Regions from separate parts of the Homo sapiens genome. Here all the other regions are linked to region 1. The links are chromatin loops, found by intact Hi-C in ENCODE. Cell type or tissue: MCF 10A. All regions are shown on one strand.

What was found. A loop is a pair of places that touch in the nucleus more often than their neighbours do. Peaks named below come from ENCODE experiments on the same cell type or tissue, not always from the same donor. Only the 100,000 strongest peaks of a DNase experiment are listed, where the experiment ranks them.
Region 2: a loop joins it to region 1, with 16 times the contacts of the local background. A loop is called at or near these places in 8 of 110 quality-filtered maps.
Region 3: it touches region 1 in a loop (29-fold over the local background); 91 of 110 quality-filtered maps call a loop at or near these places.

Annotation. Positions count from the first base shown.
Region 1 is chr10:49,157,878-49,165,877 of GRCh38, forward strand. It overlaps TMEM273 (transmembrane protein 273), which reads right to left. Exons shown (of 7, transcript NM_001288740.3): 4 at 7,889-7,919; 5 at 7,328-7,406; 6 at 3,722-3,745. Among named protein-coding and RNA genes, the nearest start is that of TMEM273, 27 kb to the right of the region's middle. In MCF 10A, a CTCF peak has its summit at 6,900 (motif pointing left); a DNase peak (open chromatin) is centred at 3,874.
Region 2 is chr10:48,881,484-48,889,483 of GRCh38, forward strand. The region is part of intron 43 of WDFY4 (WDFY family member 4); the gene reads left to right. Among named protein-coding and RNA genes, the nearest start is that of LRRC18, 54 kb to the right of the region's middle. In MCF 10A, a CTCF peak has its summit at 4,100; no DNase peak of the experiment used is centred here.
Region 3 is chr10:48,977,235-48,985,234 of GRCh38, forward strand. WDFY4 (WDFY family member 4) reads left to right here. Exons shown (of 62, transcript NM_001394531.1): 60 at 1,075-1,159; 61 at 4,133-4,244; 62 at 5,275-5,722. The coding sequence ends at 5,341. It overlaps LOC105378298 (a long non-coding RNA gene), which reads right to left. Exons shown (of 4, transcript XR_007062370.1): 1 at 6,065-8,000; 2 at 2,448-2,546; 3 at 1,511-1,706. Among named protein-coding and RNA genes, the nearest start is that of MIR4294, 4.4 kb to the right of the region's middle. In MCF 10A, a CTCF peak has its summit at 4,277 (motif pointing right); a DNase peak (open chromatin) is centred at 4,287.

The DNA.
Region 1 (8,000 bases):
AAAGAAGATCTGTATTTTGGCAGGTGACATAATATCATAAAAACTCAAGGGACGGAGAAGAAAACAGAGACAAAGAATAAAAGCATTCAACAAGGCAACCCCTATAATGCTAACATAATCCCCCAAAATCAAAATACAATCAATGACCAGGTAGGAGACATAATGGCAAAAACTCCATTTTGAAAGCAGCAAAGGCAGAATACTTAGGAATAAATATAACAAAAAATATGACAATCTTATAAGAGTAAAATCTGAAAACTCTCCTGAAACACACAAAAACAGAAACACACAAAATCAGATAATTTTTTATGAAAAAATTATCTCTTTTCCATGGAGAGCCACTTAACATCGTAAAGAAGTAAATCATCTTTAACTTAATATGTAAATATAATGCAACCCCAATTTAAATACCAGGATGTTTGCTTCTTTTTTTTTTTCTGTGTGTTGTTTTTATTTTCTTTGCTTTGGTCTATACAAAAGCCCAATAACCAAAAACACAAAGCAATCATCATAAAATTCTCCACTGGGACCTCCCCCAGCTCCCGCACCATGAAAGATTTTTGTTTCTGTGGAAAGATTCTGAAGTTGATTCTAAAGTTCATACGGAAAAATAAATATGAAAGAATAGCTGGAATAAAATAGCAAGAATGTCCCCTGCAAAGGAAGCACAACGTGTGTGCGGGTGGAGGGAACCAGCCCCACCAGAAGGTAGAGCACACCAGGAAGCCTCTCTAGGCTCAGCCTCTCCAGGAAGCTCTCAGCACATGAATAACCGCAAATACCAATGGAGAATAAAGCCTAGAAATACCCTAGTACGCACAGAAATTTAGAACATTATAAAAGAGGCAAATGAAACACTGGGGAAATAGGGTGGTTTTAAAAAATAGTATCGGAATAATTCAATTGCCATTTGGGAAAAAGAAAAAATTGGATCTTAACTCATACCACACACCAGAATAAATGACAAATGGATCAGACATCTAAGTAAACAATAAAACCATCCAAGTGCTGGGAAAAGTATATATGCACAGATATATACATCTATATGTAAACATCTTCTAATTTTATTTTAAAAAGTGTGTCTATATAAAAGTGTTTTTAATTAAATATATTTTTGTAAAAGTATCACAGAAAGAATAAACCAGGAACTATTGAAAATAGCAACTTCAAAGCAGTAGGTAGGAACACGGTAGAGTGGACAGTTACAAGAGAAACACTTCTCTGAGTTTATCTGTTTACATAGTTTATCTCTGAATCGTGTACATGACACACGATTCAGAGATAAACTGTGTAAAGAAAACTATGTAAATTAAAATTTTAAAAGATTAAAACAGGAAATAGTAAAATATAATACACACTAAAACAAGTGTTTCTGACTCTCTATCCAATTGATAGCATAACCACACAGAGAATATAATTAATTTCATTTGAACACAATACTCTGGCTGTGCACACCTAGAGGGCTAAATTCTAAGGGTAAAAGCCACTGCAAAGAAATATGCAAGTTTACTGAGTGGGTCTATAGCTGCATAGTGCTCTAATTTCTGGAGGCATTTTGTGTGTATTATAGAATAGAGAAAATGAGTAAAAATATTATGTGGTGGAAAAGCAGGGTTTTTACTTTGGAGAAGGCAATCTAGACACATGGATTAGGGAAAGCTTAGGAAAAGTCTTATGATATTGAGTGTGTAATTTAAATGCACGTTTCGTGACTCTGCCCATTGAAAGGGCCTAGAAGCAATGACACCTCAGTAGCCCTGAGCACACATTGTGCCCAGATCTTAGTTTCTAAAAATGATTCCACAGTAAAAATTAAAATAAAAGAGAGAGAGAGTGAGAGAGAGACAGAGAGAGTGAGAGAGAGACAGAGAGAGAAACAGGGACCCTTGGGAAAATTAGACCCTTGTGCTACCCTTGGGAGCAGGTCAAGGTGAGCCTGAGATATTGTGTTGTCAGAAGTCTAGCATGTGCTCAAAGACTAATGGGTTCTGTCTAAAGGGCACAGAGGCCACCAAGAAGTGACTTGCACTAGCCAAATTTGCAACAATTTGGGCTTCAGAAAGAATCATGATGGCAATGGATTAAAATGCCTTGAAGTCCACAGTAATAATCCTCAACAAAAGAAGGAGAAAGGGGAGATAGAATAAAAAGGCTTCCTTGTGGATGAATGTCAGCTATTAAATATAGAAGAAATGCTGGAATTAGAAAGTCAATATTTTGTAATCACCAATGGCAAAAACTGCTTGAAGCAGGATCATGAATAGGTATAAAATCATTAGGTGAGGAATTGTTGGGGGTCGGGATATTCACATAGTGTCAAAGTGCCACCCCTCGTATTATTCATTTCAGAGGGGAAAATTCTAATTTCTACAAATGTAGAAATCTAGTGGTCACTCCCTTAACCAAGCAAACGAAGCATCACCAACAGTGATGCAATACAACAAAAGATACACAACATCACTTCATGGTATTTCTGACCAAAAACTTCAATCTGAATCTACTCAGGAGAAAACGATCAGACAAATCCAGAAAATGGGACATTGTATAAGACAACGGGGCTTAGGGACTTCTCAATTAACAATGCCATAAGGATAAAAAGCAGAGGGGCTGTTCAATACTGAAAGAGACTTAAAAAAAAGACAAAATAAATACAAATATTTTTTCTGGATTGGAAAATAGCACAATAAAAAATAGAGCAATAAAAGATACTTCTGAAATAACCAGAGAAATTTAAATATGGACTGTATAATAGATGATATTAAATTAGCATTAATTTTCTTAGGAGTGGTCACTGTATTGTGATTATACACAATAGGAAACACAATGGTGCTGTATTCAGGGGTGAAATATCATGATATCTACACTAATTTGCAAGTAGATCAGTCAAAAAAGGCTTATGTACACAGAGATAAAGCAAAGGGGGCACCGTGTCAGTGAGTGACCCTAGGTGAAGGGTGTATATATTTTGATTGTCCCGTTCTTTCAACTTTTCTTTGGATTTGAAAATTTTTCATAAAGCAGGAGAGTGAGGTCAAGAGATTGCCCCAGGCCTGTGTGACCATCCTGGGCTGGTCAGACAGGGAGCAAATTCTCAGTGGGTTTGGCACATGCAAGGGGCATGAGGTGAGGAAAAGCCAAGCTGGGGAATGTGGATTGTGAAATGATGATTCTCAAAACCCTGGTGAAGATGCCTTCATTCCTAGGAGTCTTCATCCATAGGCTCATTCAATCAGGGGTCCGAGATCCTGTCCCCTTCTGTAGACCGGCCCTCCACATACAGGCTTCGTCCTCTCCGAGACCCCAAAGCAGCACTGAGATGCAAATACCCAGCCAAACTGATAGCATGATGACATGAAGAGATGTTTGGGAATTTTTTTCATCAAATGGACTAAATTGGCTAATTATTAGATTGGACACTATCATAGGATAGGTCTTGGAGAATGAAAAAAAGTTTACCTATCCTGTTAAAACCATTTTCTCAGCTCTAACTGGGCAAATGCCCCACAGCTTCATGTTAAATCTTGCCAAGTACCATCATGTCCCAAGGTGATGCTGATTCCTGGTCTCACAGCTGTCCTGGCATGAGGGCTCCTGGCCATGCCATGGTTGCCCGTCCCACGTGGCCAGGGGAGGGAGAGGTCATGCCGAAAACCCATGCAGCCCCATGGGGCAGAGACTGCCTGTCCTCCTTTTAAGACAAGTGATCACTCTTACAACTCACCTTTTGGAGAAATTGTGGTTTCGCCTGCAAAACAAGATAAAAGGGTGTTCATTGCCTAAGCCTTAGAAGCCAGAAAGACAATGCAAAACTTGCTGCAAGAGAGTGGCTTGCTTGTCATTAGCTTGCTCTTTTGGGTCTGACTTCCTCATGACTCAGCCTGACTCCATCTAGTGTTAGTTTTGGAAACTCGAATCCTGCTTCTCCTCTCTGAAAGTCCCTCTATTTGCAGAGGAGCTCTGTTACGATACCTGCCAAGAACAGCTCCCTGCACGTGGTGAGGGCGATGTATTAATTATCAGGGGTATAAACTCCCATCCAGCCATTGCCTCCCAGCCTCCCTCTCTCCTGGCCTTTATTTCTTGCCTCCCTCACCCACTTGCTTCCTCTAGCATCCCTTCATGTTTTCTCATGAACTTCGCTTTCAGAAAGTTCATTGTTGAATAACTATTGGAGCCATCTTTCCTGGATTATGGAAAATGCCTTCTATAGCCCTGATAGCTCAAAATAACCCAGAACTTCCAAAAAACACATATAACAGAGACGCTCCTCTTAGATGATCATGCATAAGAACATAAAAAGCACAGTGACTGCTCATTCAGCAGTGTTTTCAAATGGGTCTGTGTTGTATTGCTCACAGCAGCATCATCCCACACAGATGTATGTGTGTCAGAGTCCATCATGAATGGCCACATGCACATACACACACATATACACAGGCAATAAATGCACACACACATATAGACAGGCAATACATGCACACACACACATATGCGTGCGCACACACACAACAGGATTAAGGATCGAGCTTTGTGAAATTTCATTCTATGTGAAGTCCGTGGCTAAGATGTCCCTGAAGCATGGTCTGCTTCAAGGTCTGGCGATTTGCAAAGCAAAGTGCCTTAACTCAAAGTCCCCCTCAATGTGTGCCAGGAATTCAGATGGTCAAGGTAGCGTCCCTGTGCTGGGGGGAGCTCTAGTACTTTAGAGCCTTCCCCGTGGTGAGAAGGTCACTGTGCTAGAATCTCCACATGTTTCAATATTCCTGACCACAGGGGCTGAGCTGGCCACAGCAGTCTGTGTCCTCTGCCTGGGTACCTAAGCACCCAGCAGAGGGCCCCTGAGGCCACATGGTGCCAGGGTCTTCGCCATGGCCAACACAGCCCATCCATTCAAAACAGACTCCTCCTGCACTCCTCACCACAGATGCTACCGCTACCTGGACCCACAAAGGCAACAAAGGTTCTAGGAAGTCAATCCTTCTCACCCTTCCAGACTCCATCCATGGCCTCCTCATGTCCTCCAAGAGCCCTGTGTGAAAACCCTTATAATGGCCAGTCCACCCTGATTCCATGGTGGGAGATGCTGACTCAGCGCCCAACCCACAGCCATCTGAGTGCTGCCCTTGGGTCAGCGGGGACTGGGACACCCTCCTGGCCAGGTGCCGCAGCTGCACACTTAGGAGAACCTGTGATTGTGCCAACCCCCCTAGGGCTAGAAGAACACAGAGCTGCCCGGGGCAAAGGCCTCTTAGGGCGGGGGGAAGGGAGGGGTGTGAAGAGCTGGCCAGCATGGAACTCTACTCTCCCGCATCAGTGGATTTGGGGGCACTGGGAGCAGTTCGGCATGTTTCTTCTATAAAAAGGAATGTGACAACTTCAGCCAATGTGGGTCTGGGTGTGTGAATATGTGCATGTGTGTGTGTGTGTGTGAGAGAGAGAGAGAGAGAGAGAGATGGGACATATGGCATCTCTGGTCCCTCAACCTGAAATATCCCCAATTCGACCACACATTTCCAAAACCCCCTGAAGCTGGTTACATGCCCTAGATGCAGAGAACGTGACATGGCCAGCAAGAGGAGTGCTGTGTGGCCACCGGGGCCTGGACACTTCACAGGCCCACTCAATCTAAGTTGACCACACATCCCTATTTCCCTAGGACAGTCCAGGCTCACACCTATCATCCTGGTGCAACTTTTACAGAGCCTCTTCTCACTCTCACAAAGTGCTGTCTTGGATGATAAGTTATATATCCTGTCTTCTCCAGCCCAGGACCCAGTGGACTGACACAAACTTGGGGTGGGGGGATGACATGGGAGGGGACAGAGAGAAGGAGAGTGAGAGTCAGAAACAGAAGGAGAGATGGGGTGCTGGGAGACAGAGTTGATGAAATGTGCTTTAATGCTTCACAATCAGAAACCACTGCTGAAAACTAGAATATCTGTAGGAGGAGAAATCCTCAAAAAAAGTGAACTTCTCAAGAAAATCCATGTCCAGCTCATCCCAAGCGCATGACTCCATGAGGGCTGATGAGTCATGACCCGCAGCCACAATGCACCATGCGTTCATCCCTCATGCAGCCATTAATCCATCCGCTCCTTCAATAGACACTACTTGGAAGTTACCCAGTCCCTGGTCCCATGGAAGAACTGGAGGGTGAGACTGGGCTCTGGGTACTTTCTAAAAGCCACTAACCCTGTGTCAACCCAGACCTCTGTCCTAAATGCCAGCCACTTACTAGACATCTCCTCTACATGGAAGTGTCCAGAAACTTTCGGCTCACCATGTTCAAAAAAATATCATCTCACCCAGCTCACTGCCCAAAGCTGCTCCCCCACCAACTTCCCAAAGGGCACCTGCTCAGAGAAAACTCTGAGCTGTTCTAGATTCTTTTCTCTCCTCCAGTGGCTGTCTCAGTCCCTCATCCCAGGTCCCTGGGCCAGCTCCTCCTTAACTTTGTTCCCATCTTTCATTTTTTCCATTGCCTCCACCTGGACTTACTCCAGCAGGGCTTTGCACCAGGCCTGAGTCTCTGTCCGGGCTTCCAGCACATCTTCCTGGCTGCAGCTGGGCCCTCCTCCATGCCACCATATAACAAAAAATATTCTCTCTCTCCCCTGCTTAGAACCCATCTGTAGGTGACCAGAAGTTTCAGGACAGATTTCAGACTCCTTTGCTTAACACAAGCCCCTCTGACTGTACATGCATAGAAACTACCTATCTCTCCAGCGCTTCCTTCCATATCGTCACATGAAACACTTGCTTCTGCCACACTGCATGTTTGTCAGCGGCAGGTTTTACCCATGATGCCTACATATACTAGGGTTCCCTCTGCATTCATGAGCTTCTCTTAGTCCTTCCGCACGTAGCCTGAGGCTCCCCTGCACCTCCTAGTGGCTATGCAGCCCTCTGCACCCCCAAGACACAAGGCAACACATGCTTAGCCTGCCATAGACCTCCCGGGACCCCCACCCCCACTGTGCAGCCACCACCTGGGACCTGCCTGTCTCCCCTGTAGACTGGGGGAGATTGTCCTACTTCTCTCTCCTTGACCCCCAGCACCTAGCCCATGGCCTCATGTTCAGTTATTTATTCATTCATTCAACACATATGCAAGTATCCACTTTGTCCCTGGCACTGTGCTAAGTGCTGTGCTACAGAAGTGAAAAGGAAGACCCTACCCGCCCGGAGCTTACATTTTAGAAAAAAACCCATGCAAAATAGACAAATCAATATATCGTATAGCATCAACTAGTGCAAAGAATTATAAAGAAAACTAAAGCCAAGCAAAGAGAAGAGAATGGTGGCTGGAGTCGAGAGGGGATTGTACCTTAAATAGGCCCTCCATGATGCAGTGGTGACACTGAAGCAGGGATTTGAAGGAAAAGAGGGTCGAGGCTTGCAGCTTTCTGGCAAAGAGCATTCCAATTACAGAAAACAGCAAGTGCAAAGGTCCCAAGGCAGGACCGTCCCTGAGGACGTGGGCTCTGTGCAGAAGAGCAGGGTACCTTGATGCCAGCAGGGAAGCCCAGAAACCTGGGACAAACCACGTGTGACCTCCCAAGTGACAGGGGCTGGAGGCCTCATTCTGAAAGTCAGGGGTATGCACTGAAGGGGTCTGAGTGGGGGTGGAACAGGATCTAATCCAGGCTATGCAGAGGCGAGCCCTACTCCCTTTGACGGCTGTAGCCTGTGGCCCTCACTCTTGTGACACCTGCCCACTGGTCCAGAGGAGGAGAGAGTGTAAGGAGGGGACCACGAGGTGCATTCTAGTCACCTAGAAAGCATGCCAGAGTGCAGAGAAGGCTGGGGATGACAGGCAAGGGAGTGGCACGGTCAAGACAGGAGAGAACACGATACCTCTCCCTGACTGTGTGGGCAGTGACCTTACCTTGGGGCTCTCTTCTTTAGCGGGATGGTGTCTAAACAGAGAAAGCCGGGCATTAGGAAGGGGGTCGTGTGACAAGAGGTGCAGAGCATTCCCTAGAGCTTTCACCTCCCTC
Region 2 (8,000 bases), 280 kb before region 1:
CCTGCAGAGTGCCAACACTCAAACCAAACACAAGGTTTTGGGAAAAAGAGGGAAGTTGCTGGGTTGAGGCCTGGACTGATGTGTGGTGAAATCAAGGAGGTCCCTAAACTGAAAGCACCAGGCAGGGAAGAACATAAGAAAGCAGGCCCCAGGAATTCACATGAATCAGAAAAATCCTCGAACCAGAGGAGCACCCTTCTGCTCTAGACTGGAGAGCTCTGTGGAGTGGGGTCCTGGCTGGCTGGTGGGACATATGGGGCCTCTCTGTGGCCTGGCACTTCTCCTCCCCCTCACACCTCCACCAGCCAGGTCCACACAGTCCCATGCCCATTCACTCTTGTCTCCCAGCCTGGCGGCCTCCTGGGTGAACCTGTCCTGGTGCGCCCATCCCCAGCATACTCCCACCCCAGAGCATAGCTGGTGGATCCATCCCCTGGGCCTACCCCAGCCCCCTCTTATTGCCTGACTGATGATTTCTGAGCCTTCCTATGGTTTCTCTGAAGGCAAGGAGAGACTTAGCTTCCTCCTCGTCCCTTCCTTCCCTGATACATAGGGTGAGTGCTTGGGAACAATCTGCAGACCAGGTGAGCTCAGCCTGACAGGGCAGCAGGAATCAGGAGGTCCTCCAGGGGAGCCAACCTGCAGCCAGGCCTGGGTCTGCTCACATGCCTTAGGACCCAGCTTGAGGGAGGGCATGCCCTGGGGGAACCTGGGTCTTGGGGGAGCCTGCTCTGGGGTGGGGAGGGTCTTGACTGGACTGGAGCAGGCTGCCACAACACCACCACCATGGAGGGAGCAGCCAGTCATTTGTGCCCAGGAGGGCAGCTTGGCACAGGGCAAAGTGCATAGGCTGGTTTGAGAACCTCATTCTGCTATTTGTTTGTTGCTATTAATATTATTATTAGCAAAATGTCAACAGCTAGATGTCAGAAGCCCTTGCCTTGTGTGATCTTCATGCACTGTCTCATTCAGCCTCACCATGGTCCTGTGAGGCAGGTGTGTTAGTCCATTTGAGTTGCTATAAAGGAATTCCTGAGATGGGGTAATTTATAATGAAAAGAGGTTTAGTTGGCTCACAGTCCGCAGGGTGTACACAAAACGTGGTGCTGACATCTGCTTTTGGTGAGGCCTCAGGAAGCTTCCAGTCATGGTGGAAGGTGAATGGGAGCCAGCGCATCACATAGTGAGAGAGGCAGCAAGAGAGAGAGGGAGGAGGGGCCAGGCTCTTTCAAATAACCAGATCTCAGCTGAACTCTCGGAGAACTCATTCATTACAGCAAGGACAGCACCAAGACATTTACAAGGGATCTGCCCCCATCATTCAAACAGCTCCCTCTAGCCCACACTTCCAACACTTAAGGCCACATGAGATTTGGAACAAAACATCCAGACTGTATCAGGAGGCTTTGTTATTTCCATTGCAAAGATGGCAAAAACAGAGCCCAGGGTGGCTACTCACTGGAATTGCTAGGATTTGACCTCAGATCTCTCTTATTCTCAGTTCATGTGTTTTCGTTCCCTCTCTACTGCCTCCCAGCTCACTGTGTTGGACAAGTTACATAACCTTTCCAGCACCCTGTCCCTCAGCAGCCGGCTGTTATTGGGCTTGGAGTTGTGGCTCCTGGCCCCATGTTCTTTCTCTATAACTGTTCCAGTTAAAGCTGGTGCAAGGAGGCCTTCAGGTCTCTCACCAACATGGCATCTCTGCCTGGGATGCAACATGCCAAGCAGGTGCCTACCTGCCCTCCTGCATGTGCCTGGAGGGCCCCTGGTCCACTGTGGCCTTATCCCTGGACCACTATGGTTTTGTGTCAAGGACAGGAACTTGAGGCCAAGGAAAGGAGGATGGGTGCATTGATTGTTGACCCGTGAACATGTTCAGGCAAATAGAAAGTTTGTGCAAGGGGTGTGTGTGTGTGTGTGTGTTACTCTCTACATTCCCCAGGCTGGTACAATTAGCCTATGTTGAGGCATTTTTTAGCAAGTGTTGGTTGTAAGCTGGGACTTCCCGTAATTCAGATGTCATTGTGAGACTTTGTGGGCCTTGTACTTTTTCTAAATTTCTAAGCGAAACATGCCCACGATAGGGGCATGGCAGGACTGTGTGCATGCTCCTACAACAGAGTCCCCACTCCTCCTCCCCTACCGTCTCAGAAATGCTTGATCATATGGCCTTTGCTGGACACATGGCACAGGAGACTTTCCAGGGCATGACTGCTTTTCAGGCATCTGGGTGGCATGCCTCTGGCAGAAGCCTCTGGAGCTGCAGGCATCATCCTGGCCCTGGGGGATGCTGGTGGTGCCGGGGCTAGGGTGGCAGCAGCTTAACTCATTTCTTTGTGTGAACGTTGGAGTTCTGGTTGCCTCTAGTGATACCTGGGATGGTAATTATTCAACTATTCTGTGCCACCTCTGCATCATTGATTAATGATTCCCAGGACTACAAACGCATTTCTCTGCAAACAGCTCTGTTTGACTTGAGGAGTGACTGATTTAATGCATATTAATTGTGGGCTCATGCCAGTTACCACGTGGCTGGGGATGTCCCTTGTACAGCTTCCAGAACCAGTCCAGAGTCAGTCCTCAAGTGAAGGTTTGCTTTTGTTATTGTTCTTTGATTACATGAAAAATTAAACATCTGATTTTTTTTTCATACAAACTCAATGTAAAATATGAGTTTGACCTTGGTAGAAATGATCCGCTCAAAGGGAAAGACATTTTCCTCTGGATTGCAGAGAGTGGCATCTTCTACAAGCTCCTCCCAGGTATCTTTAGCTGAGGCTGTTTGTAGAAGGTGAGGGTGGGTGTTAACCTTTATATGCAGTAACTTCCTGTCTTTCTGAATCTCCATGACTTTCTGAAATGAAAACAACACATGTCATTCCTACTTAATATTTCTGAGACGCTGGTTAGCATTCTTCATATGCAAGGCCATTCCAGAGCTGGCCTTGTAGTTTCCCTGGACTAACTTCCCTTATCCTTACACATGCGCATAAACACACACACATGCATGCACAGACACACATGTGCAACCACATGCACACACATACATGTGTGCATACACACATGCACACACACATGCACACCTGATGCGTGTACACATATGCATACACATACACATGTGTGCACGTGCACACACACACATACACACCCCTCTGACTTTTTAATTATACAGAACTACCTATAATTTCCAAAATTTCCGGCTGGTTCAATACTTTGTGCCTTGGAATGCTCCTCCCCTGTTTTTTTATCTTTGTAACTCCTAACTCCAGACTTGGAGTCACCTCCTCAGGAACCGTTTCTCTGGTGTCACCGCTGCCGCCTCTTCCATCTCAGTCTGAGTGAGACACACTCCTGTGTGCTCCCAGAGCACCTGTGCTTTTCCTTCCACACTGCTGGGAGAGCTGATATCCTGCTCTCTTTCTTTCCTGTTAGGTTGTAAACATCTTAAAGGCATGTCTTATTTTCCTTTGTGCCTCCCAGGGAGTGGGGCATATGCTAAACATTTAATATGTACCTGTTAAATAAATGAATGAACAAATAGATGAGTGAATTATGGGCAATATGCTGACACCAGATGAAACCTTTTTTTTTTCTTAGCCTAGCTGGTGCCCAACGGTCGGTTTCTTAGTGTATGGGCTTCAGATCACCTGCATCAGAATCTTCTGGGTTGCTTAATAAAATTCACATTCTAGGGCCCTACTTTGCACCTGTTGAATTGAAACTTCTGGGGATGTAGCCTGGGAATATGAATTTTATCAAGCTGTGCAGGTGATTCTCATACATACTAACTTTTCAAATAAATGCCCCAAATCCATGAGTCCAAGTTTTACAATATTCAGAGCTACCCTGGCTAAAAATGCGCTCCAATTTTAAGCAGTTGCCAATGATCAGTCCTTAGTGAACACAGGTTATGGTGAGCATTGTGCTTTGAACAGTCCTTGGGTCTTGTAACATGTTTCACATTTCACTGGTGCAACCAAACAAGAGCAAAGGTATTGCCATTTCCACCTGGTCTTCTCCATGTCTGCAGAGAAAGATTGGAGGTGTGGCTGTCTGCAGGCTGTCTGTGGAAGTGACACATGCAGGCAGGCAGGGGGCATCCCTGCTCCTTGTCTCAACCTGAGATGTACTTACGTGAAAAGATCGATGCATCATTACATTCCTTTCTATATTTCCCAAATTAATATATATGTGTATATATGTAAAATATAAAACAATAAGGAGATGTTCTCTCTCTCTCTCTCTCTCTATATATATAGATAGATAGGTAGATAGATAGATAAATAGATAGATAGCATCTCCTTATTGTTTTAACATACATTCCTTTGATTATTAGTATGACGAATTCTCTGTCTAAATACATTTAAGATAGAAAAAAGTAGATACTAGAGCTCATAGATGACCAAATATAGCCTTTTGCCTCTTTGATACTTGACTTTTTCTCAGCAATCTGTGCTTTTCTAAAAAATAAGAATACTTATTCCATATGCCAATACTATTAGAATGTATTCAGAACAAGGTTGAGGCAAGCAGAGATGTAGGAAGAGGGCAGATGATAAATGGGAGCAGGGCTAAAGCTTTCTTTGCAGCAGACTCACTCACCGTACACACAAACGTAAGGGAATGCATATATTGGCAGCTCTGTTGCTGGGTACCTTCAGTCACCTCTCTGGACCTCAGTTTTCCTACCTATAAAATCAGGGTATTTCACCAAGTTGCAGACTGCTAATGCTAGAGAAAACTTTAGAGAGTATCCGGTTGACCTTGCCCATTATAGATGTACCACTGAGGCCTGACTTTAGAAGAATGTGCTGCTGTGTGCTACCACTGAATGTCCCAGTAGATTGTTGTCTCCCTGCTATGGTTTGAATGTCCCCCAAAATTCTTGTGTTGGAAACTTAATTGCCATTGTAACAGTATTAAGAGATGGGGTCTTTAAGAAGTGATTAGGCCATGAGAGCATGACCCTCATGAATAGATTAATGCCATTATTGCAGGAATGGGTTCATTATTATGGGAGTGGGATCCTGATAAAAAGGATAAGTTCAGCCCCATTTCTGTCTCTGTCTTGCATGCTCACTTCCAGCTTCCGCCCTTCCATCATGGGGTGACCCTCACTAGATGCCAGTGCCATGCTCTGGGACTTCCTGTCCACCAGAACCAATAGCCAAATAAACATTTATCTCTATAAATTACCCAGTCTGGGGTATTCTGTTATAGCAGCAGATAATGGACTAAGACACCTTCTAACTTTCGCTCCAGCATTTTGTTGATTTCTGGACAACCTGTTTGTCATCATACACAGAGCTAGCTGTGGCTACTTTCTTAGTTATTTTACCCATCAAGAGTGCTAATATATCATTCAGTTGATCTTAAAAAAGCTCTACTTATGAGGCAAAAGTTCTACTCTTTAAAGTGATCAATAGAATCATGGCATAAGGGATTTCTTAATCATGAGTAAACTTAGGGATGGAGCCCTCCTAGGGCTAATTTAAATGGAAGAGCAGGTAATAGTTCACTTGGGTTCATTTTCTAGTTTTTAAAATGCCATTTCTTTTCTAGCAGAATCAATGTTTAAGCTATTAACCCAGCTCTCACCAGACATTTTTCTTGTGGTTTGGCTTATTCTGGTTGATACTTAAGTCTTCCCAAAGGGAAGCACCAGATCATAGGCATGTGCTCTGAGACCCTGGTGCAGGCACCATGGAGGCTGTGGTGGGGGCCTGGTGTCACAGGGAGGAGAGAGGGTTTGGAGGCACATAGGCCAGGGCTGGCATTGCAGAGCCACATCATCTCATCATGTGAACCTGAGGTTGGGGTCTCTGAGTCTCATCTGGGAAAAGGTACAATAAGAGAAAAAGTTTAAGCAGCCTGACATAATCTTCCTGATAGTCCTGGTGGGAGTGTAAATTAGTGTCACCTTGTGGGAGGGTAATCTGGCAATGGCTACTTGAATTAAAAATGCCCATACCCTTGACCTGCAATTCTGCTTATAGAAATTTATGCTTCAGGCCAGGCGCGGTGGCTCACGCCCGTAATCCCAGCACTTTGGGAGGCCAAGACGGGCGGATCACGAGGTCAGGAGATCAAGACCATCCTGGCTAACACGGTGAAACCCCATCTTTACTAAAAAATACAAAAAATTAGCCGGGCGTGGTGGTGGGTGCCTGTAGTCCCAGCTGCTCAGGAGACTGAGGCAGGAGAATGGCATGAACCCAGGAGGCGGAGCTTGCAGTGAGTGGAGATCTCGCCACTGCACTCCAGCCTGGGCAACAGAGCGAGACTCCATCTCAAAAAAAAAAAAAAAATTTATGCTTCAGATTTACTTGTGTATTCAAAATGACTTATCTGCAAGGATGGTCATTGTAGCATTGCCTGTTATGTCAAAACATTTGAAAGCCACCTGAATCAAAAAAGGACTGACTGGTCAAATAAACTGTAGCATATCCATTCAAGGGAATAGTCTGCAACTATTAATAAGAATTAGACAGCTCTATGATAAATGATTTGGAAAATTATCTAAGATGAATTGTTAAGAGAAAAGTCTAGATGCAGAGCAGTAAGCATATAAATGTTCTTTGTGTAAAAAAGAATATGTATAAACATGCTAATGTATTCATACAATCTCTTTGGAAGAATATCCAATAAAGTGGTAATGGTGGTTGCCCCTGGGGAAGACTACTAGAGAACCTGGGAATGCCACACAGTTACTCAAGTCCCAAAGTAGACATTTATCATTTATCCTCAATTCATCCTCCGTCTCCTCCCCTCCCCTCCCCTCCTTTCCTCTCCCCTCCCCCTCCCTCCCTCTTTCCTTCCTTCCTTCCTTTCTTCCTTCTTTCCCTTTCCTTTTCTTTTCTTTTTCTTCTTTTTGCTTTCCAGTTAGTCCAGTAGCAGCTCCTGTCAATTCTCCATCTTCTTGTTTAGATACACCCACTTCCTTCCCTCTGCATTCTGCCATCCATCCCAGACCACTGAAATAGCAACACAACGGGGCACCCTCCTTTCAGTCTTGACCCTTTCTAATGCCATCTCCACCCAGCAGTCAGTGTCATCTTTTGGAAACAAACTCTCCCATGGCTTTCTGTTGCAACCACAATAAAACCCAAGGGCCATGCTAAGGTACCTAAGACCACCTATGATGTTGGTACTCCTAATTTCCAACTTCATCTTAGCCGTACTGACCACTTTCTGTTCCCCAAATCAGCCCTTCCTGCCTCTAGGCCCTTAACTGGATGTCCCCGTTCCTTGAAATGTTCTTCTCCAAGCTTTTCCAGAACTTACAAGTTTCCAACCTTCAAGTTTCAGGGTCTATGTCCTCACCAAGAATAATGTCCAAGAACAGAATGGTGTTCTCGCCAAGTTTCTCCCTGCCTTTGTCATGATCACTCTGGTTTTTCTCTCTTAGCATGTATCACAGGTTGTAATAGTTGGTTGGTTAAAATCCCGCTACTGGATTTTAAGCCCTGTGAGGCTAGGATTCTTGTATATCTTGTCCACCTTATCCCCAAAGCCTGGCTCAGTGCCTGCCATGGAGCAGAGGCTGAATCCGTAACTGCTGAATAGATGACCACCTGGATGAATGAATAAAATTGGAAATGAGTCCACTTTGGACTCTGGCCTGGAAGGTGGCTGGAGGGCCAGCTCCTCTGACAAGGTAGATTCAGAATAGACCAAGAAAGCCAGCTACCTTCACCAACCTTGTTTACAGAAACAGAGGCTCTCGGCTGGTCCTAGCTTACGAAAAACAGCTCAGCCCTGACTTGCCCTGGATCATAGTGGTTAATACTTATCTTGGAACAAAATGCTCAGTGAACCTTTGCTTTCTGCCCTTGGCTCTGGCTTTCACGGATCCCATTTGGTGCAGGAGTTGGAAAACTGGTCTTCAGGGCACCACTGTGGCCTTGTCATTGCTCCCAAAGGTGAGCAGGGAGCTTTGCTTCAGTCCCAGGCTGTGTCACTTAGTAGGTGGCTGATCTTTAGTGAGAGTCTTATCT
Region 3 (8,000 bases), 180 kb before region 1:
CAACATATAAAAGTTGAATGGTTAAATGCAAAAGATTATATCCCAATGCTAAAAGGAGATATTTGCGTCATCCATTCAAACCAAACTTGCCCACCCATCCACTAATTTATCTACCCACCTACCCATTTATCTCTCTACTCATCTACCCACCCATCCATCCACCCATCCATCTCTCTATCCACCCATCCACTCATCCATCCATCCATCCATCCATCCATCCATCCATCCATCCATGTATCCCTCCATGTATCCATCCATCCATCCATCCATGCAGGCTGAGGTACCTAGGCAGTCCCCTCATAGGACTTTATCTGTGGCCTCTGCAGAAAGCAGGGCATCCTGGGATGGCCTGGGCTTGGTGGGGTGTGGCCCACATCAGTGGGCCAGCCAGAGGAGCCTGGGGTGGCCGAGCTGCAGAGTATATTACTCTCCTGGGCCCCCCCAAAGCGTAAGTGAGGGTCTTCTGTGCACTCAGCACTCATTCATTCGATGTGGTCACTGAGCTCCTGGACTGGCCCAGTGCTGTGCTAAGCCTGGCGTGGGGCTCACAGAAGCATTTGAGAGGAGGCTGGTCCTTGCCCTTTGGTGATATAAAATCCAGACCCAGTGAATGAGAAGCCATTTTGAGTGAGTTGGCCTCAGGGCTCCCACAGTAGGCTTAGCGCCAAGGGCCAGACACAAGATGGGGGTGCCCAGCCACCCAGGGGTGAGGGAGTACTCTAGAGGTGGTAGCATTATGGGCAAGAGGGCATTGGTTGAGCAAAATGGCAATAAACTGGTTGCAGAGTCACATCCCTGCAAGAAAAGGGCTGTGGGGGTCATGAGATGCACTTAGGGACATGGGTGGGGTAAATTCATTCAAGGTGCAACTGTGATTGGCCAAACCTCTGCATGAGGAAGCTGAAGGCTAAATAACCTTTTACCTGATGATAAGTTAACATCAGAAGTGAAAGGGGGGCCATGTGTTCATCCTTTCCCTGGGGGACCCCTAGGCGTGAGGAAATGGACTAGGCCACTCCAAGCTTGCAGACAGGATCGTCTTCCCCGCCGATGACATTTGCTCTTTTGGGGCAGGTTTGGAAGACTGAGGATGTGAAGATGTCTGTTCCTGGACGGCCAGCAGGAGAGGAGCCCCCGGCTCAGCCTCCAAGCCCAAGAGGTACCTGACCTGCTAGGGATGTGGCCGTCCTGGCCTTGCCCTGCCCTCCTCACCTCCCCTCTCTCCACCTCAGCCCAAGGGCTGCAGCTCCTCCCAGGTCTGCCCAGCCTAGGGAGGCCTAGGAAGGCACAGAGAGGTTCAGTGACTTGCCCAAAGTCACCCAGCAAGCAGACTATCCTCACACCTGCTGCCATCACAGCCACAACGGCCTCAGAATAACCTAACCATAGACACTGGCATGTAACCACCATCACCAACCCCTCCATAATGAACACAGGTACAAACCTCCCCATCAAAGCTGTTACCGCATCACATCCATCACAGCTGTCCAGTCCCCGCCCCCATCATTACCTCCTCCAGCTCAGTCTTCAGAAAAGATTCTGGCCGAGAACTGGGACATCTTTACTGGGACCCACAATCAAACATGTTTTCATGAAGTTAGAATTCTATCATCCTGAGTGCTTCCATTAGCTCCCTGTTTGCTCTGCATCCCAGAACCTGTGATCATCCATAGGAGAGAATTTCCCAGATTTCTGAGGGCTGCCTTCTGAAAAGAGTAGACATTTGCAATTAGTTCATTTCTAAAACACAGTCCACACCTCTTTGATTCATTTAGTCACCCATTTGTGGATTCTTCTTCAGGCAAGTACACACAGGCATTTGCTCAGCCTCTACTGTGTCCTAGGCTCTATATTAGTGGTCCCTTCCTTCAAGATAACACCTGGGGACCCTTGTAAACAATCTGGGCTGAGCCAAGGCAATAACATCACAAAGATCAATAATATCACAAAGATGCAGATCAAGAACTCCGTCAGTTCACAGGTTCTGTTTCTCTAGGGTACTTGGAGACCACCACAAGGAGTCAGCCTATCTCAGTGTGAAAGGACAGAAGTGTGTGCATTCTAAGGAACCCAGCACATCTTTGGAAAGCAGAGGCCAAACTCCCTCCCATATCTGCTTCCACTTGGAAAGGCTCTTATTCCCCAGCCTGCTTACAAAGCAGTTTTCTGCTATACCTGCATGAGACTGCACACCATTTTAGTTTTGGGCTCAAATGCCCACTTTTGAAGCTATTGGGGCCCAGTAAGCTAACGGCATTAGCTAAGCCTACGGTTGATGAATGGATGTCTGAGAAAGAATGCTGGATGGATGGGTAAATGGATGGATGGATGGAAGGATGGATGGATGGATGGATGGATGGATGGATGGATGGATGGATGGATGGATGGACGGGTGGATGGATGGATGGATGGGTGGATGGATGGATGAATGGATGAATGAAAGTCACCTCAGAGCCATTCAGTTGATTCTGGCAGTGCCATTGGATTTGCAGGTTCCTATTCAGCATCAATGGTTGTGGTGAGGTTGCACTCACTGGTCATGGGGTCTAGTGAATGAGAAGCAGAGTAAAAAGCAGGAAACAAGGTTCTAGACCCAACTCTGTCACAGCAGCTTCTCTGGTCTTCTGTCAAATGGGGACACTTCCTGTGCATCCTAACTAGTAGAGTACTGATGACAGAATAATAGTAGCCACAGACAAGAATCTACCCCAAATGCAGGTCATTATTGTCATTTTTGCAGGCTTTGAGAGATTTTTCTCTCTGGACACAGCAGCTGATGGCATTAGGAAACTTACTTAAGGGGGTCTTAGACTGACAGGGAGCCCCAGATCCACAACCTTCCTCTCTGTCTGCCCTGACCCTAAGTCTCTGCCACCCCATTGGACTGACTGCCAAGATTGTGATTACAGTTCAAGGGAAGATTAACATGAAATGACAGGATGACATGGACATATTCAAATAATCACACTGGCCTGCAGTTTAGAGTTAACAAATCTAAAATATGTGCAGATTTACAAGCCTAAACTGCTGGAGGTCTCTAATAAAAAGGCATGTTGTTCTTACATTGCTCAAAACTGCTTTGTTGGAAAGGGACCTGTATTGGGCATGGCACGTGGATATTTGCATGTGTGTCCTCTTGGCGTGTATATTACTATACCCCTCAAATGTCTTAAGGGGCAAGAAAGGAGATCTTTGAAGATATTAAGCATACTGCATTTGTGGGCAGATGTAATCCAATTTCTGCTTGGAATTCATTTATTTGCCATTTGCAGCAAGGCCCAACCCAGCTGAGTACAATTTATTTCAGGAATCGCCTCAAAGATTTGGACTCAATCTGGTACATAAAAAGTGCTTGGGAGAAGCTTGTTGTTTAGACTTGTACACAATGTACAAATGCCTGGTGTGCTTTGAGGTGGTTTCTCCCACCTGGACCCCTCATGCATTTCCTGGCACATGGCCTGTCTGCACACATGGGTGGTCACCTCAGGACAGCAGGGGCTGTATCATCTCTCCTGCCCTGAGTCCAAGGAAGTGGCCTCGCAGGGACGTACCCAGCTGGCGTCTCTCCATCTCACCCTTCACATTGAAGGAATTACTGTCTGTCCCCAAATGCAGTCATTAAAATGAGTGAAGTAACAATCATTGAGTTATATTTTTTGAAAAAAACATTCTCAGCATTTAATTACTGGTTGTGGCGTGAGAGGATTAAGATAAGTTGATAATGCCGACTTTATGTAATTTATTTTTACTAGGCAATTACTGGCTGCATTACACCCTGGCAGCAAGGTATTGTGGGGCATCTTATTAAGCATAAAGCCAGTAAACACTGATGAACAATTTTGCTGAACTAGGCATGCAATTTAGAAAGCAATAATACACAAATCCAATTTGGTACACAATGGATACCGAGGCACGTCAGCACATGTAACTATCACCGCCTGCAAATTAAATTGGGACGGCCCTTTTTGCAACAGCACAGGCCAAGATTAAATATATTTCCCCCTCAATTTAACAAGTTGCTGACCACAAATATAAATATGTGCGTATGTGTTTGCGGCCCCGTGTGCAGATGCACACTGTATGTGCGAAGCCGATCTGGCGTTCTAACTCTTCTCTCACATGCTCCACACAGGCCACAAGTGGGAGAAGAACCTGGCCTTGAGTCGAGAGCTGGACGTTAGCATTGCTTTGACAGGGAAGCCCAGCAAAACCAGCCCCGCAGTGACTGCTCTGGCCGTGTCCAGGTAAGCGCGGCCTTGTTTCTCTGGGTCTCCAGCAGAGGGCACTGCAGCCACCTTTAGGAAAGCCCCAGTGGCTCTGAGTCCAGGCCACCTGGCCGAGGAGGCCACTTCACTCCAGGACATGGCCCCACCAAGCACAGGAAGCAGCCCGTGTGGCCATATAGAGCCCCAGGAAACGTTTTTCAGGGTTTTGTTGTTGTTTGTTTTGCTTTTAACTCACACATGCCCTTGCTCTCTTGCTCTTGAATATCCAAACATTCATTAAGAAATCCAAGAGGTATAAGTATATTGTTTTGTAATTTTATCCTAAAGAGAGCCTTTTCCCCTGAGTTCCACTGCAGACTGTAACATTTGGTGTGATGATTATCCTTCATTAACAGAAAGTGCCTTCTGAGGGCTCTTAGCTGCTGTAGCATAGCCAAGCATCAGTCCCGACACTTCATACCCGTTATTTGACTCGCAGTAACCCATGGAGGTGGTTACTGTCATTAACATCCTTGTACACACTGCGAGGTGCAGCCTTAGGGGCCGCTGACCTTGCAGAGCCGGACTTCCTTCCTCCCTCACTGGCGTGGCGTGGGCTGTTCCGGGGTCCTTGGTGGAGGCACTACACAGTGTTTTAGATGCTGGGTGGGGCGGAGTGGAGTGGGGTGGGCATGATGGTAGGGCCAGAGCCGCACTTTTTGCAGAGAACTTGCCATTTGTTCTGCCCTGGTCCTGGCTATTTCTCTGGTGGGACAGGAGACTCACCTGGAGGCACTGGAGAGAGGCACGGCCTCGTCCTGTTCCCTGGGGCCTGAGCTTCCCCACAGTGCTGTGGGAGCCACCACCCTCACAGCTCAATGCTTTCCCCTCCCCCAGGTGGAAACCTTCTCCATTCCTCCCACTGCCTCCCCTGCCTCAAGGGAGACAAGACCAGGGGCAAGCTCCGCTGGGCCCCAGATAGAGCCCCAGAGTTGCAATATCCCATGTGCTGGCGGGGACAAGTGGTACTGTCCCTCTAACGTTCTTGTCTTTTCTTTCTCTTCCCAAGAAACCACACCAAACTCCTGGTTGGTGATGAGAGGGGGAGAATATTCTGCTGGTCTGCAGATGGGTAGGAAGAGAGAGGCAGCAGAGGCTCTGGCACAACAGTGCCAGGCTGAGGGTGGCAGAGGTGACTGGGGCCTGAGCTCTGCCTACAGAAGAAACCCCCAGGGCCTCCTTCCCCACAGTTCTCAAGGAAGGGCCTCTGGCAATCACAGCTCTGCAGCCCAACCCTCTCCATGGCCGATGGGACTTCTATGAAAAGGATGAGCACACACACTCGGAGGGCTGAGCAGCACGCTGGAAACTGTGACTTGGTGATGCCCAGCTGCACACGAAATTACACATGACTCACCTTATTAAGGGCTATTGCACTGAAAAAAAAAAAGATGGGTCGCTTACTGGAAATTATTGTATTGTCTTTATTTTATTAAAGCAACTATGTTTTAAATGCAGAAGGGCTCTTCAGTTTTAAACTGCCACTCTATTCCACTTACCATGCTGCCTTTCTAAGTATTTGTGTTTCTGTCCTGAGAAAGGCAGGAAGGCTTCAGGGAAGCACATCCACCTGCACAGCCTCACCCAGCCCCTCCCCATCTTCCACCTTGGACACTGGCTCTTCCCCGTCTTGCCCATAGTGTAGGGGCCTGAGGAGTGAGGGGCTACTGTGAAGAAGGCCCAGCCTCTGTGGCTGAGCCGCAGGACATGGCGGTGGGTGCTGCCCATGGCAGACTCAGGGAGTTTGGCCTGGGGTGATACACCCGCCTTGGTGATACTCCCACCCCCATCTCCACAACCTGCAACAGACAAGGATTCCAGACAACTCCTGGCTCAGCAGTCTCTTCCCAGGGCCCCGGTCCACACTTGGCTTCCGAGCTGCAGTTCTTCCTGGAGAAATCTGCACTGCTGTGTGACTTTTGTTTTCCACCTGAAAATGTATGGCAGGTGGGGTAGTTACTCGTGCCCCTCTGAAGAATTCCAGTACCTTCTTGTGCCTGGGTCATTCTGGGATTGGTCGTTGGGCATCACAGGTATCACCCTCACTCTAATGTCTCCTCCTTACCCCAAGATTTGCAGAGCTCCTCAAAAGGAAATCCACCTGCCTTTTTAATAAAGTCAAGCTCAGGTGGACACATAGGGACTTGGGGAGGTTAAGCTTGTTAGCTTCAACTAGTCTTTCAGAGATCTCCCTTCTAGGGGCCAGGTGGGGATCCTGATCTTCCCCATGTCTCCAAACTCTGCAAAGGCCCTGAAGGGGGTCCCCACCTAATTTAGCCCAGGCCCAGGGATAGCAGGAACATGCACTTCATGTCTTATGCCCCATGGGTCGTCTGGCCTCCAGGGGGCAACAAGTTGATTAAAAGATAAATATTAAGAAAGTGGAACTGGTGTGCAGCCATGTCAAAAATAGTGAGAGGTGGTTAGCATACCTTGATTCCTCTGTAAACTCTGAGGCTTTGCAAAGGAGAAGATGGAGGAGACCCTTCTCAGGTCCGGAGCACCCCTCCCCGGGTGAGAAGCACTTGTGTCTGACCCCAGAGCCAAGGATCACACCACCTCCCACACCATCTGCACACACTATTAGCAGACAGCCCATTTGCAATCCCCTGGTTGGTCTGGGACTGCACTGAAGGACCATAAATTTAAGAGCAGAGAGCACCACTCCCCAGGAAGGCCAAGAAGCAGGGTCATAAATATCAAGGCTGAGCCTGCTGGCATTTTTCAAAACACATCACAGCATTACCCAAGGCTGACAAGGTCTGCTGGCCAAAAGGCTGTCTTCGATTCCTTCATTTAAGTGTTTTTGCCTTTTCTTCCCCTCAAATCACGGGGAAAATGAGGAGGCAGTGTTGGGTCTTATTGGTGGGGTCCTGGTGATGTGGTGTCTGCAAACAAATGTGACTTGAGGTGAAAGGGCTAAAAAGGAAATCTCAGGCCCTAGGGAAGGCAAAGGGGACACTCAGCTATATCAGTTGGGTGGGGCTGCCATAACAATATTAAACAGAAATTCATTTCTTCAAAGTTCTGGAGGCTGGAAGTCCAAGATCAAGGTGTCACAGGGTTGGTTTCTTTTGAGGCCTTTCTCTTGCTTTGCAGATGACCACCTTCTCCCTGCATCCTCACCTCATCTGTCTTCTGTGCACATCTGTGTCCTCATCTCCACTTATAAGGACGCCAGTCATATGGGATTAGGGTCCACCCATATGACCCCATTTCAACTGTCTCCAAGTACAGTCACATTTGGAGGTACTGGGGGTTAGGATGTCAACATAGAACCACTCCAGGGACAGAATTCAGCCACCTATGGCACTGGCTGAAGGAGGTGGCCCTGGAGCCAGGCCTGGAACCTGCTGAGACAGAGGGACGGGGTTGCAGGAAGACTGGGCTGCATCGGCCAAGGTACAGGGTGAGTCCGGCTGGGTGTGGGAAGAAGAATGGAGGGCACACGGGATGAGGCTGAGAGGTAGAGGGGCTGCTGCTCCTGGCTGTGGAGTAGACTCTGGTTACTGGATGGAGTGAGTGCAAGTGAGGCTGGCAGAGGTGGGCTGCCCACCCGCAGAGCTTCATTCTCCATGCCAGCTCCCAGAATGTGCCCCACAAGAGTCAGCTGAGTAAACGGACATGTAGACGTATGAATGAGTCTTGGTGGCAGACATGTCAGAAAGGGTGGTCCTGGGATGGCAGGGTCAAGCAGCAGCCCCTCCGTGGGCAGGGTGAAGCAAAATGGAGTGA